Linked DNA regions of Homo sapiens: region 1 is linked to region 2. A link is a loop called in an ENCODE intact Hi-C map of the cell type or tissue named here. Cell type or tissue: PC-9. All regions are shown on one strand.

What was found. A loop is a pair of places that touch in the nucleus more often than their neighbours do. Peaks named below come from ENCODE experiments on the same cell type or tissue, not always from the same donor. Only the 100,000 strongest peaks of a DNase experiment are listed, where the experiment ranks them.
Region 1: a loop joins it to region 2, with 14 times the contacts of the local background. A loop is called at or near these places in 15 of 110 quality-filtered maps.

Annotation. Positions count from the first base shown.
Region 1 is chr10:4,811,015-4,819,014 of GRCh38, forward strand. No RefSeq gene overlaps it. Among named protein-coding and RNA genes, the nearest start is that of AKR1E2, 11 kb to the right of the region's middle. RefSeq lists enhancers at 4,417-5,064, 4,501-4,550. In PC-9, CTCF peaks have their summits at 4,732 (motif pointing right) and 4,938 (motif pointing right); DNase peaks (open chromatin) are centred at 2,127, 4,011 and 4,412; H3K4me3 peaks cover 540 bases; H3K27ac peaks cover 1,028 bases.
Region 2 is chr10:5,619,932-5,627,931 of GRCh38, forward strand. It overlaps LOC107984199 (a long non-coding RNA gene), which reads right to left. Exons shown (of 2, transcript XR_001747344.2): 2 at 4,466-4,894. Among named protein-coding and RNA genes, the nearest start is that of LINC02677, 5.7 kb to the left of the region's middle. In PC-9, CTCF peaks have their summits at 3,406 (motif pointing left) and 3,605; DNase peaks (open chromatin) are centred at 2,820 and 3,330; H3K27ac peaks cover 1,364 bases.

The DNA of each region.
Region 1 (8,000 bases), 810 kb before region 2:
CGGCAGCCTCTTGTCCCAGCATAAATGATTCACAGCCTAAAAAGAAAAGACTCCCCTTAGCTTATGAGTTCCTAAGTAGAAAAAGTCCTATTTGGGCTTAGGAGCCATTCCCCCCTCTAAATGATTCAATCCAATAGGGAAGGGGACCACAGGACAGGCTTACGCTCATCAGGACTGTCCTGATTCACGAAGAAAGGGGTGGCCAGGTTCTGCCAGTGTGGATGGAGGAGCAATGCTTGTTGAGTGGACGACCAGTAATGCCTGCCAAACTCCTTCCACTGGGTTCTCCTTTCCTAGTTCTGCAGTACAAGCTTCATGGTCTCAGCTTCTGCCCATCCATCAGTGTCCTTGTTAATGGAGGTGTTCAGGACCCTCTCCCATCACTTCTTCCTCCCCACTCTCCACTCACAACTTTGGGCCTGTCCACCGCCTGAATGCGCTTGACCTGGACATCCATTTATCTAGGAGAGCTATCTCACTTGTGTTCAAATTGGTATTCTCTCCAATAGATAAGACAGAAAATCTGAACTAATCACACACACTTATACACACACAAATGCACTCACACTCAGACACACACATTCATACACAGACATGCACAGAAATACAGACACACACATACACACACACACCAACACATGCACAGACACACAGACACCCTCAGACACACAGAGACACACACAAACACACACAAACTCATGGACACACACACAATGACACAGATGCACAGACTCATTCCAAATCTTTCCTCTTGCCTTGCACTTTTATGATTAGTGAATTAAATCATAACCCACACCATTACCCAAGCCAGGAACCAGTGAATATTCCTGGCTGTTACTCCTCTCTTGAGCCCCACAGTTGCTGCAAGGAGTTGTGTCCTGCTGATGGCTCCCCTTCCACATGTCTCACCACCTTCTCCTCTCCTGCACACTCTGAGATTGTTTAGTGCAGGCCTGTACAATTGCACACAGGTGCTGCCTGTCACCCCAACAGCAGGCTTGTTCTCTCCATCTGCACCCAGAGAGAGGCTTTGCAGCTGGGGGTGCGAATGTGGCAGAATTTCCATCCTTTCCAACACACATTCATTTTATGGCCCAGAATGTGTTCTCTTCTCTCTTGGTGAATGTCCCAAATGCCTGTGAGCAGAATGTGTATTTGCTTCAATTGGGTGTGGTCACTAATGTCCCGGGCAGGGTAGAGTTGTCCAGCTCTTCTGTCTTTCCACAGATTGTCTAGGCACTGATTCTATCCATTACTGTGTTGAAATCTCTAGCTAGAATTGCAGACTTATTTCCCCTTTTCAGTTCTATCAGCTTTTGATTCCTGTATTTTGAAACTCCAATATGAAGCCCACACTCATTTAGGATTAATATGGAAGCCAGCCTTTAAATAAGAATTTTATCTTAAAATTAATATCACTCTGTCATCTTAAGAAGATGTGAGGCCTGTGAGAGCAGGTACTGTGTATTTTGTGTCTGTATTCTTTCTGTTTCACACTGCAACCATAATCGATGATGAATAAATAATGTTCCCTCTTGAAGATCTGGTCCCTGTCTCCAGGGCAGTGCTATGTAAAAAAAAAAGAGCAAATTCCTGCCTTCTAAACACTCCTCCACACCAACAAACACACTGTGCTAGGAAAGCAGCAGTGATGAAGGTGCTGGGCCTCCGGTGGAAAGGTAACACACATTTCCCATCCTCGGGAGCTTGCAGCACCGGCAGGCGGGCCGTTACACAGATAACACAGTATGCTTCTATGCCAGGGTGGACCCAGGAGTCCGTCCTCCCTGTCACTTACGAGACTGGAGTCCTGGAAAAGTTACTGAACTTCTCTGTGCCTTGGTTTATCCATCATGAAAGTCGGGTTAAAAAGAATACCCCACCCCTAGGGTGGAAGTGGGACTTGCTTGAATTGAAACAGTTGGTTTTTAAGTATTTTGCATAGCTGTTATTATTAAATTAACATCAAAAAAGTTGCCTGGTTATTTTAATATGGTCTTCACATAGGCAGTACAGCCGGCCAGATTTAGCATTTGCATTTATAACTGAGTCTCTCTTCTGCCTCCGTGAGACTTCCCAGGAGTTGCTTTGATGCTGCAGGGAGTCACACATCTCCAGATGCATCACTGGTGACTCAGCAAGCACCTGACCTGGTCCGTTACACATGGGGCTTATGTGCTTAACTCCTATGCGATGATGATTCTTCTCTAGTTCTTGGGGGTCGTTCCCTTTCTCCTACTGTACTGGCTGTTTAAAGTCAGCACTGTATGAGTTGCATACATAAGCCAAATGTCATTGACTTCTTCTTTTTTTTTTTTTTTTTGACAGTCTTACTCTGTTGCCCAGGCTGGAGTGCAGTGGTGTCATCTCGGTTCATTGTAACCTCTGCCTCCTGGGTTCAAGCAATTCTCGTGCTTCAGTCTCCAGAGTAGCTGGGATTACAGGCATGAGCCAACGTGCCCAGCTAATTTTTTTTTTTTTGTATTTTTAGTAGAGACAGGATTTTGCCACGTTGGCCAGGCTGGTCTCAAACTCCTGGTCTCAAGTGATCAACCCACCTTGGCCTCTCAAAGTGCTGGCATTACAGGCATGAGCCCTTGAGCCCAGCATAGATGTCATTGAAATTCAAGGGGGAAATCATTTGGAATGATCACAGCGACTGGTCCAGAGATGACTAACAGCTTAAAATGACCCCACCTGAAACAGCGGCGATCAGTGGAATGTCCAAGTATATATATATATATTTTTTTAATGAAGCTCTTTTGGACCAGAAACCCTAAGAATGTTTAGTCTGGAGTTCCATAATTATAAAAAAAATCTTCTGAAGTTAATCACCGTTTTTATCTGAAACCATACTCTAACTCAGTAACTCTTTCTCAGGGTTTACTTTCTCTTGAGCCACAAGCATCCATTTGTCCCCTACCAAAGGGACTAGACTTTCATGATGGATAAAAGGACACTAGTGCCAGGTAGCTTCTGCTTCTAAATTTTGGTTTAAAAAATGAAACATCTCCTTTTAGATATTCTAAAAAGTCATCTCCCCTAAAATCATGAAGCCTGGTTTATAAACTTTATAGAAGAAACTAGGTCTTTGAGGCTAACACATATTAGTGTATTAAAAAATACGGTAAACCAGCCGGGCACAGTGGCTCACGCCTGAAATCCCAGCACTTTGGGAGGCCAAGGCAGGTGGATCACTTGAGGTCAGGAGTTTGAGACAAGGCTGACCAACATGGTGAAACCCCGTCTCTACTAAAAATACAAAAATTAGCCAGGCTTGGTGGCATGCTCCTGTAATCCCAGCTACTCGGGAGGCTGAGGCACGAGAAAGGCTTAAACCGGGAGGCAGAGGTTGCAGTGAGCAGAGCTCCCATCACTACACTCCAGGTTGGTCAACAGAGCAGGACTCTGTCTCAGGAAAAAAAAAAAAAAAAAAGGTAAACAAACATTGCCTTAAACAAAAATTGTATCTTATAAGATTTTACAAGTTGCACATTATCAACACATTCTAGTTAAATGCTTAAAAATTACTTCACAATTAACCCTATGGATTTTTAAAAGAAGGAAAGCTTAGACACAAACTCAGGAGCCAGATTGTTTTCCAACCCTTGGGCCTGCCACTTACTAAGTGTACCAGCCTCCCTCGGAGTCACTCTATTCCTCGTGGAATCTGAATAGTAAGTGTACACTTGACAGAACATACGGAGTGGTAATGTGAAACAAAAATATAGAATATTTAAAGGACTTACCTAACAGTAAGAAAAAAAATAAGTTCACTTAAAAGTGTTTTTATTTTCTTATTTGCAAAACACCCCTTATTGTGGTAAGGTCTAACAATATACTATACATGTAAAAGTTTTACAGAAAATTACTGTAGCTTTCGATAATTTAATATATAACTGAAATACTTGAGATGGCATAATTCGATTTTATGTCAGTAATATCGAGTGAGACTAATCAAGATAGCAAGATTATGTTGCAAAATTAAAATGAGGAAATTGAGAGGATTTCTCAGGCTTCTGTGAGTCACTGCCTGGGCTGTATTAATAGTTTCATTGTGCTAGGTGCAGTGGCTCATGCCTGTAATCCCAGCACTTTGGGAGGCCAAGGCGGGCGAATCACCTGAGGTCAGGAGTTCAAGACCAGCCTGGCCAACGTGGTGAAACCCCGTTTCTACTAAAAATACAAAAATTAGCTGGGCATGGTGGCAGGCGCCTGTAATCCCAGCTACTCGGGAGGCTGAGGCAGAAGAATCGCTTGAACCCGGGAGGCGGAGGTTGCAGTGAGCCGAGATTGCACCATTGCACTCCAGCCTGGGTGACTATAACGAAACTTCGTCTCAAAAACAAAACAAAACAAAGCGAAAAAACAAAAAAAGTTTCATTGTTTCACCTCCACACAGCTCTGTCTGCATTTTGAGCAATGGCCACCAGAGGGCAGGAAGAACCAATCTATAAAGCACACAAGGGTTTCACCAACTTTGAAGTCCTCCGTTAGAAGGCAAGTTGTCCACTAATATGTAGGAACGATTAATGGCCACCAGAGGGCAGGAAGAACCAATCTATAAAGCGCACAAGGGTTTCACCAACTTTGAAGTCCTCCGTTAGAAGGCAAGTTGTCCACTAATATGTAGGAACGATTAATGGCCACCAGAGGGCAGGAAGAACCAATCTATAAAGCGCACAAGGGTTTCACCAACTTTGAAGTCCTCCGTTAGAAGGCAAGTTGTCCACTAATATGTAGGAACGATTAATGGCCACCAGAGGGCAGGAAGAACCAATCTATAAAGCGCACAAGGGTTTCACCAACTTTGAAGTCCTCCGTTAGAAGGCAAGTTGTCCACTAATATGTAGGAACGATTAATGGCCACCAGAGGGCAGGAAGAACCAATCTATAAAGCGCACAAGGGTTTCACCAACTTTGAAGTCCTCCGTTAGAAGGCAAGTTGTCCACTAATATGTAGGAACGATTAATGGCCACCAGAGGGCAGGAAGAACCAATCTATAAAGCGCACAAGGGTTTCACCAACTTTGAAGTCCTAACTTAGAAGGCAAGTTGTCCACTAACATGTAGGAACTATTTTTAATTATACCATTATTTTCCCTCAATTTTATTTATAAATTAATGAATTCACAAAATATTTCCAAAGCTCAAGTGAAGTACATCCTAATCAACTTGATTTACAATTTGTGATTTTTCTCTGAATCAATCTATAAATAATCAATAAGAAGATAATTATTTAGAAAATGAGGCTCCGAAAAATATGTTGGCTTTACATTTTTTGCCTGTGCAAGTAAATATAAAAATGTCTTTTCTCACATTTCTTCCATTTATAAACCGTTTTTAAAAATCATAAATTAAGACATGTGTGTTTTAAAAGTCTCACAACATGCAGCATTTTAAAAATTGTCTTATGCTTTACTGCTCCCTCCCGTAGGTAATCACTGTTACATTTCTCATTTACTGCAAAATTCTCTGTGCATATGGAGCACATAGATGGATAGATAGATGGGGTGTGTGTGTGTATATGAATGTGTATGTGTCTTTGGGGTGAGTGTGTCTATGTGGGTGTATGTATGTGTGTCTATTTGTGTTTATTTGTGTCTCTGTGTATGTGTATGCATATTACATATGTGTATGCACGTGTGTGTATACAGTATATGTGTGTGTGTCTGTGTACTTGTGTCTGTGTATTTGTGTGTCTGTGAGTACATCTTTGTGTGTATGTCTATGTGCCCATGTCTGTGTATTTGTATGTATGTATGTGTGTATTTACATATGTGTATGTTTGTATATGTATGCATATGTGTATATGTGTGTGTATGTATATACAGTATATTAAGTGTTTGAATGTATGTATCATATTTATCAAATTCCACGTTGTATTAATTGTTCTCACACTGCTATAAATGACTACCTGACACTGGGTCATTTATGAAGAAAAGAGGTTTAATTGACTCACAGTTCTGCATGGGTGGGGAGGCCTCAGGAAACTTACAACCTTGGCAGAAGGCAAAGGGGAAGCCAGCACATCTTAACATGGCCGATCAGGAGAGAGAGAGAGGGAAGCGGGTACTGTCACACACTTTTAAACCATCAGATCTCATGAGAACTCACTATCACGAGAACAGCAAGGGGGAATCTGCCCCCATGATGCAATCACCTTCCACCTGGTCCCTCCCCCAACACTGGGAATTACAAGTCAACATGAGATTTGGGTGGGGACATAAAGCCAAACCATATCACACGTCTTGCTTTTTCACTGAATGTGGGACCTTGGACACTTTCCCTATCAGCATGTGTGGCTGCACCACATGGATTTCAGTAGTGGCAGAATATTCCCTTCTATAGATTCCACAATTCATCCAATCAGTCTTTATTCTTCCAATTTAAGGCAAAACAAATTCCAATGTAAAAGCTTAAGGCCAGGCGCAGTGGCTTACACCTGTAATCCCAACACTTCGGGAGGCCAAGGTGGGCGGATCACGAGGTCAGGAGATCGAGACCATCCTGGCTAACATGGTGAAACTCCATCTCTACTAAAAATACAAAAAATTAGCTGGGCGTGGTGGCAGGCGCCTGTAGTCCCGGCTACTGGGGAGGCTGAGGCAGGAGAAAGGCGTGAACCCGGCAAGCAGAGCTTGCAGTGAGCCAAGATTGTGCCACTGCACTCCAGCCTGGGCGACAGAGCAAGAGTCCGTCTCAAACAAAACAAAACAAAACAAAAAAACAACTTAAATTAATATTAAAAATAGTTGTTGTTTCCTTCCAGTGGACTTAATTCCAACCAGGCTGGTGAAGAAGCCAGTTGGATAGCCAGTCCCTGCTGAAGGTGGATGGCCCCTGCTCTTGTCTCCCGGTTATCAGGCTCTCGCTGCTTTTGGGCCAGAGGAACAGGGCGTCCTCCTTGAGGCTGCGAGTCGTCCCTCTGAGTGCCTCTCACCAAGGGATGAAGCAGCAGCCATTTGGCCAGAGAGCAGTCACTCACCCATCCTTGGGTCCAGGAGAGGCATTGCAGGCTTTACCCTCAGATCTTTCTTTCCAAAGCTCCTTCTCTTCACCCTGTATCCAGGGCACTTGGCCTGAAGAGCCTTTGTCTTCTGGAAGCTTCTGCTGCCTTCCCTGCCCAGATCCCTCAGACAAGGAGCTGTAAGGCCCAACTCCAGGAGGAAATAAAGGAAGAGGGAAGAAGGAGAAGCAGAGAGAGGAGAGATGCATAAATTAATACCTCCAGAAGCAGCCTTGCTACAGACACATCATTTGTTCCTATTTTTTTCTCTGTGTCACACAGTGCTATAATGCAGAGGAACTGCTGCTTCGAAGGGTACGTGCCTGCACAGTCTGAGATTGGCAAGTTGCTATCCCCTGTGTGTCCCCATCGAGGGGGACAAGACCCTTTCCTTCCACATTCTCATGTGTACACGACGGGGCTTTAACATTTACTCATATATATACCATCTTCTTGTCATCTAGAGTTTCAATTCTTTCATTATAAAGAATGTGGTAATTGTTCATTTGTTTACATCTTTATCATTTATATTATTCTCCTAAATTCTTGCCCAAGACATTTGAAGCACCCTAAAACAAGAAGGCATATCTGGGTAGTTCAAACTAAGATTTTATGAAAAGATGCAAATCATTTACAGAAAGGACAAATATATTCTAGACATCTGAGATTGAATTGTTGTAAATTTGACTATGAGCTATAAAAGCTGACATATAATATCAACAATATTATTATCTAATATTATCTAATATTAGATATCATCCCATAAATGAATGCTTTCATATTATTCTAAACAAAAAATTTAGAATAAAAACCTACAGGAAATTATCTTATAGTTCTAAAATATGGGCTACCTTTCCAACTTAAAAAAAAAAAGCACAGTGGTAGTAAAGAGAAGTAGAGAGGAAATGGGGAGTTTTCCATACTGAAGAATATCTGCAATGAAGACCTGGGTACATTTTTTTAAATTACAAAACTAAAAAAATAAAGGCAT
Region 2 (8,000 bases):
GGAAGCCCTATGGGGGCTCAACTTTCAGCCCTGCTTCGGAGTGGGGGGACTGTCTCCTCCCTTGTCGCTCCCCATTCTCACCCCCACCCCCAACAGAGACCCCTTTCTGCAAGGCCAGGAGTGAGCGCACGGCATCAGACCCTTGCATCAGAGCCCTGGCACGTCCTTGTTTTCAGTGGTTTGGAAGTGAATCGTCTCTAGGTTTGTGTTGAGGCCAAGATACACGTTTTTCCTTTTCTCCGCTTTCCTTTCTTGTGCCTTGTTATGACTGGCTTTGGAGCCTGGCTTACAGGGAGGGGGGATGGAGAATGGGCAGGCTGTGGGGGAGGTGGCTGGGGTCCCAGGGAGGGAGGTCTCGGGACACCTGCCCTGCCAAAGTTAAGGCTACTGGGCAGGTGACCTTGGCCTCCAGGTCAGGGAAGCTGGAGGTATCTCATGGGCCACAGAGTCCCAGGATCCACAGAGGAAGGAGGAGGGAGCCGCTGGGAAAGTGGTTTAGGCTTAGGTGGTTGATGAGTGCGTGGGACAGGGGGAGGAGGAAGAAATGGGGAGGCTGCCACATGGCAGAGGAGGAACCCACACTCCGGAGAAACTCACTTTGTGTTCCAGCCTCCACTCGGAGCCGAGCGTCATCCCACCCACCCCGGGCTGGGTGTTTCTCCTTCACTTGGGAAAACCAAAAGGCAGAATTGAGGTTGCGGCCTCCAGAGCCCATCAGGACAAAAGACATGCCCTGAGCGCCCTGCACCAGCCCTGAGCTGAGTGGCGGCCCCACCAGCTGGCCCTTAGGGCTGAAAGCAAGAGCAGGCACGTGGGAGCTACCCAGGGTCTCGGGGTGCTGTGGAAGGTGCACCCCCACCAGCCTTCCACAGCCACCACATCCCAGGAGAGGCCAAGACACGCCCCAGACCAAACAGAAGACGGGAAAATGCTGGTTCTGAAAAATGTTTACATTCTCCTTCCCAGAATTCCAAGATACTAAGATGTCCTAAAACAAAAAGAAATGAAAAGATAGGAGGGAAAACACCCATTGATGAAAATGATTCATTCCCTCGATACATTTCTACAAAACGAACCCGGAGCAGGACCCAGAACTCTGCGTTCATCCGTCAGCACCCAGCTAACTCCTCCACACCCCTGTTCGGGGCCGGATGGCAAGACACCAAGATGGTTAAATTTAAGAGAAGTCACAGGATGGTGGAGACAGTTTAAATAACAAGCACCTGGGGAAGCGGTTCATTGCCGGGTCCGGACGAAGCCGCGTGGGAGCCGGGGGTGCAGGGTTATGGTTGTGGGACAAATTAGTGGACTTTCTACTTCAGGCACAGTTCTCCTGGCTTTTTTTCTCCCCAGACTCAACTGTCCCTCCAGGCCTCAGCAGCAGGACAGTGGAAGGTTCGAGGTTCCGGGTGATGGAATCACCTGGCCCCCTGTAGGCAGCCCCCTTCCTCTGAGACAGCCCCCAGCCAGAACTTCCTCAGCCAGTGTGGGGGATGGAGGTAGAAAACAAAGTTTACATGGACTCCCCTCTCACCCCACAAAGAATGCTCCCAGACAAGCTAGGGTCCATTGAAAGGACAGGGCTGGCTGGGTGCGGTGGCTCACGCCTGTAACCCCAGCACTCTGGGAGGCTGAGGCAGGAGGATTACTTGATCTCAGGAGTTCAAGACCAGCCTGGACAACATGGCGAAACCCCGTCTCTCCAAAGTATACAAAAATTAGCCAGGCATGGTGGTGTGTACCTGTAGTGCCAGCTACTTGGGAGGCTGAGGCACGAGAAGTGCTTGAACCCAAGAGGCGAAGGTTGCAGTGAGCTGAGATCATGCCACTGCATTCCAGCCTAGGTGACAAAATGAGACTGTCTCAAAAACAAAAATAAAAAATGAAATGACAGGGCCAACAACACACAAAGAGAGAATCTGAGAGGAAAGGTGACTTGCCTCACGTCACCCAGCCAAGGTAATGGCCAAGCAGGTATCAGAAACTGGCCGTGCCATGAAACATGAGCTTCTGCTACCCGAAAAATAGCAGGGTTCATTCCCCTGTCAAGCAACAATGACTCTCTGTGAGAATGCAAGTTTTGATCCATGAGTTTATTACTTGGCTCCAATAAGGAGGGCACTGGGCATATTCTCAAAGCAGTGTCTCTCCAAGGGAAAGTGACAGGAGGGTATTATGGGGCAATGGAGAGGGCAGAGGGTGCATCGTCGCATGTAGAGCAGGGGTCTCTGTGGCACAGGACCCTGTCATCATGCCAGCACATGGGTTGCATGTTATGGTCCTGAAGCTGCAGCTTTTCCAGGGTAGAGACTTAGCATTGTCATGAGGAAAGTTCACTGGGATTCACGTCTAAGTTGCCAGGGTCTTTCAGGAGCTGGTTCTGACCAACAGGGTGGCCTCATTCCACCCAGGGTTGGGAAGAGTAGGCTGCAGGGCAGGAGGCTGTAACCCAGGCTGATGGCTCAACTGGATTAAATTCCTCCGGTCCCTGGATGTGGTGGCGCACACCTGTGGTCCCAGCTGTACTCAGGAGGCTGAGATGGGAGGATCACTTGAACCCAGGAGGTCAAGGCTGCAGTGAGCTGTGATCACACTACTGCACTCCAGCCTGGGCAACAGAGCTAGACCCTGTCTCAAAAAAAAAAAAAAAAATCCTATGGTGGTCCCTGGAGACCCTCCTTGTCTCCTTACACTTCAGCCCTGGTGCATTTTCTGCAGAATTAAGATCTGAGTCAGTCAAAGGGTATAACATTTTAGCTATGCAGGATGAGTAAGTTATTTGAGATCTAATGTATGGCATCATGAGTACAGTTAATAATACTGTATCCTGGGAATTTGCTAAAAGATTTTATCTTAAGTGTTCTCACCACACACACAGAAATACTGTCGCTACGTGAGCTGATGGGTTTGTTCATTAGTTTGACTGATAATCATTTCGGTCTATACATATATCAAAGCATCATGTACACCTTAAATATATACAATTTTTATTTGTTAATTATACCTCAATAAAGCTGAAAAAGTCTTTTTAAATTAATTTTAATTTTAGAAGAATTGAGAGCATAAAGTGACCTTTGAGACCTTTCGCAGGCACCCTGCGTGTTTCAGGTAAGAAGTCCGAGGCCCGGGGTGTGACACCCCCAGGCCACCAGCTCTGAACGACCTGTAATCAGGGTGGCCCAGCTCCACCCAGCCCGTGGCTCCCTGGGACTGAGTTGCCTTCAATGCCTCCAGGGCTGGGGATTACTGATGGTGGCAGGGAGCAGGGGCCTTCTAGATGACACCCTCCTGGGCCCAGGCCACAGTCAGCTTGGCGAGGCCCAAGGCTTCTCCCGCGGCTCCTCCCACGGCCCAGATGGGACGCAGGCCGATCTAGGCTGTCCCGCTCGTGCCCCCGTGTGGCCAAACGCTAAACACCAGGAGGGTGCAAATGGACCTGGGCAGCTTTTGAGCCTGCTGCACCTGTCACCCGCAGGTCAGGGCCAATGGAGTTCAGGACGTCTGCGCACCAACGACTCAGACCACAAACCTGTGCCTGAGCAGTGGCTGGCAAATATTTAGGGGTGAACCTGCAGCTCATTCATGAAAACTAAGAACATGCAGAGGACCCCGAGCTTCAAGCAGCTTAATGGTGACACTAAAAAGCTCACCTCAGCCTGGGCAACATAGGGAGACCCTGTCTCTGCAAAAAATTAAAAAATCAGCCGTGCATGGTGGTGTGTACCTGTAGTCCCAGCCCAGCTCCTCTGGAGGCTGAGGCATGAAAATTGCTTAAGCATGAGAAATCAAGGCTGCAGTGAGCCAAGATCACGCCACTGCACTCCAGCCTGGGTGACAGAGTGAGACCCTGTCTCAAAAAAGTTAAAAAGCTAACCTCAACAATCTCCCCTTTTGTTCTGATCTTCAGCAGTTACAGGATCCCAGAAGGATCACTTCCCCAAAGCAGCCCCTTTCGGCCCAGCCCCATGGCTAAATTCCCACTCATTATAAAGGGTAGGACACTCGGGGTGACTTATCCTCCAGTGTCTGGAGCCCACAATATTTTAGGGACCCAAGAAAACGTTCTTACTTCCACTCTTATTAATTAATTAATGTATTTATTTATTCTGAGACAGAGTCTCGCTCTATCGCCCAGGCTGGAGTGCACTGGCTTGATCTCAGCTCACTGCAACCTCTGCCTCCTGGGTTCAAGCGATTCTCCTGCCTCAGCCTCCCGAGTAGCTGGGACCACAGGCGCCCGCCACCACGCCCAGCTAATTTTTTTGTATTTTTTAGTAGAGACGAGGTTTCACCATGTTAGCCGGGATGGTCTCGATCTCTTGACCTCGTGATCCACCCACCTCAGCCTCCCAAAGTGTTGGGATTACAGGCGTGAGCCACCACGCCCAGCCCCCACTTCTTTTCAAGTCAAATTTTAATATAATAATAATATACAGTTATGAATCCAGCCTAGATTACATTCATATTTGTACCAACAGTCCTCAAATCGCATTTTTATTTTCTTTATAGAGAAAGAGGTCCCGGAAAGGAAAAGAGCCCCGACCAGGCCCCCTGTTCCTATGCAGCCCCAGGACTCTGTGCCTCTGAAAGCTCTCACTTATAAAGGTAAAATCCATTTCCAAAGACGAGGAGCACCGTGGGCCCATTCTCGCTTGCTTTCTCTGAGACAGCACAGATCTGAGGGGGTGTCCAGGACAGTGAAGCCATCAAAGAGCGCGTGACAGGAAGGGGGATGCTTGGCCTGGAGTGGGCAGAGGAAGACAACACGGGCTACGCGGGCGTCTCCACCTCCGCAGAAGCAGTGAGAAGAAAGGAGCAGTCAGGCACAGCTGGGTTCGTCTTCCCGGGAATGTGATCTGGAGGAAACGGTTTAACCTCCCAGACCTCCCCACATCTGTAAAGCAGAGAAGACAGCAGCACTTGCCCGATGCGGCCATCTCGAAGGCTCGCCACCCGCGGGAGGCACCGGAAACGGAACTGCCAGGACCCTTTTCTCAAGATGGCGCCCAAGGTAATGAAGGAAGCGCCTGCCCCTCCCAAAGCCCAAGCCACAGTAGGGGCTTTGAGGACCAAGGAGGCGGTGCTGAAAGGTGTCCACAGCCACAAAAAGTAGATCCGCCGTCAGCCACCCTCCGGCGGCCCAAGACGCTGCAGCTCCGGAGACAGCCCAGCTATCCTCGGAAGAGCACCCGAAGGAGCGTCCCCAACCCGAGTCCGCCATAAAGACGTTATTAGATTGGTGCAAAAGTAATCATGGTTTTTGCCATTACTTTAGATGGCAAAAACCGCAATTACTTTTGCACCAGCCTAACAGAAGACAACCACACACGTGCTTCTTATGGATGTCAAAGCTGGCAGGCGCTGGGCAAACAGGCTGGAAAGAAGCCCTCCGACATCGGTATGCCCAAGGCCCATACCCTGCTCAGGCCCGAGGTTCAATTGGCACCTGGCTAAGATGGTTTGGATGCTGCCCACAAAACCGGGTCATCTAAACTGTGTCCAGAGCTGGGCATGGTGGCTCACACCTGTAAGCCCAGCACTTTGGGAGGCCAAGGTGGGAGGGTCCCTTGGACCCAGGAGATCAAGACCAGCCTGGGCAACATAGTGAGACCTCATCTCTACAAAATTTTTAAAAATTTTTAAAAATTAGCGCAGCATGGTAGCTCACGCTTGTGGTCCCAGCTACTCAGGAGGCTGAGGTGGGAGAATCACTTGAGCCCAGGAGGTTGAGGCTACAGTGAGCCATGATCATACCACTGCACTCCAGCCTGGGTAACCGTGTGAGACCCCATCTCAAAAATTAAAAGTAATTAATTAAAAAATAAAATAAACTGCATCCAGCTGGCTAATCCTAAATATATACTTTTTCCCATGAAAAGAGTGGAGCCATCATAATAATGTGCTTTTGCTCTCATTTCCCAGGTGGACCCTGAGCCAGGCCGCATCCAGTGGGGAGCCCTGCATGGGCAGCAGGTGAAGCCCCTTGGAGATGCCCAGGGATCCAAAGGCGACATCATTGATGGCAAGGCTGCCCCTCTTGGTCTCTGGGTTTGCCACCACTCTGGCTTGGAGACAGGTGCTGCAGCCTTCCCAATGCTGGGCTCACTCTGGACTCGTCATGAAGTGCTTTCTGCCAGGGCACCCTGGTTGGAAGTTTAGAAGCCCTAAAGGACAGCTACAATTGTGGCAGCTGTGAGAGAGCAGCTGTTGTTGATCCACACACGGGCCAGAAGGTTTATTCCGAGAGGTTCTGGAAATCTGCTGGGAGGGATGACTCCCTTGTGTGGGGAACACACTCAGATAGTTGCATATTCACTCATCTACACCACACCATGAATAAAACTTAGATTCCAGATTTTAAACACTGCCAAAGGGCAACTTCCTCCCTTTACCCACTGACCTCACAACTGCCCTCAGCACACAGTCATCCCAGACCTGCTCCCACAACAGGGCTCCCTCCACTGCTGCGGCCCGGCTCAGGGTCACCCTGGGAAATGATGGTTAAAAAATAAAAATGACTGAGGTGCCCGGTTCAGCCTTCTGTGCCGAATGAGCGCAGCAGCCAGGTGCAACCGGAATGACGGATGGGAACCAACAGATGTCCCTCCCACATGGCACCAGCAGCCAGGGCCCCTGAAGGCCACTGTTCACCTTGGCCCTCATCCTGCAAACATGTTCGGAGCTCATTCTCTGAGCCAGGCTGTGTGCTGGGCATGGAGCTGCTGGGGTGAGGGCAGACAGGACCTGGCCTCTAGCCTCAAGGTCCTTGCAGTCTGGGAAACTTTACAAGCACGTGAATAAAGTATTCGAATCAAGAAAGATAGGAACTGTTATAGAATTAAAAGCAAAGTGCTTTGGGTAGAGTTACAAGCAAGGTACCTGGAAACCCAGAAAGAGAAGGATTCTTCAGTCTGGGAGGAAATTAAGGAACATTCACAAGGGTCAGAAATGAGCTGGGCCCTGAAAGATGGAAAGGAATTTCCTGCTTAACTAGAAAGCTTTCTCCACAGTCCGAAATATGTTTCACAGTGAGAAGGAGGATAGGCAGGGAACACGTTGGCGTTGTTGTGGTGTGTTGTTGCTGTTTTTTTTTTTTTTTTTTTGAGATAGAGTCTTGCTCTGTCGCCCAGGCTGGAGTGCAGTGGCATGATCTCGGCTCACTGCAAGCTCTGCCTCCAGGGCTCACGCCATTCTCCTGCCTCAGCCTCCCAAGTAGCTGGGATTACAGGCGCCCGCCACCACGCTGGGCTAATTTTTTTGTATTTTTAGTACAGACAGGGTTTCACCGTGTTAGCCAGGATGGTCTCGATCTCCTGACCTCGTGATCCGCCTGCCTCGGCCTCCCAAAGTGCTGGGATTACAGGCGTGAGCCACCGCGCCCGGCCTGTTGTTGTTTTAAGCCAGCAATACACCTCACCACATTAGTGTGGATGTCTGGAGAAAGTGTTGAGACTACATTGGCATCTAAAAATTCCAGTTGTGTCGAACGTAGCGGCTCACGCCTATAATCGCAGCAATCTAGGAGGCCAAGGTGAAAGGATTTCTTGAGCCCAGGAGATCAAGACCAGCCTGGGAAACATGGCGAGATCCCATCTCTACAAAACATTTTTAAAAATAGCCAGGCATGGTGGTGCACACCTGTGGTCCCAGTTTTTCATGAAGCTGAGGCAGGAGGATCACTTGGACCCAGGAGTTCAAGGCTGCTATGAACTGTGATTGCGCCACTGAACTCCAGCCTGGGTGACAGAGTCAGACCCTATTTCAAATAAATAAATAAAAATTCCAGTTGCTAAAGCCACAAATATCCAGAACCCACACACTGACCTGTGCCTTCCAGGACTGCAGGTGGGGTGGGTACTGTCTCACTGGTTACTATAACGGAGTACCACAGTCTGGATGGCTTAAACGGCAGACATTTATTTTCTCACGGTCCTGGAAGCTGGAAGTCCAAGGTCAAAGTGCTGGTGTGGTTGGGTTCTGGTGAGGGCTGTTGTCCTGGC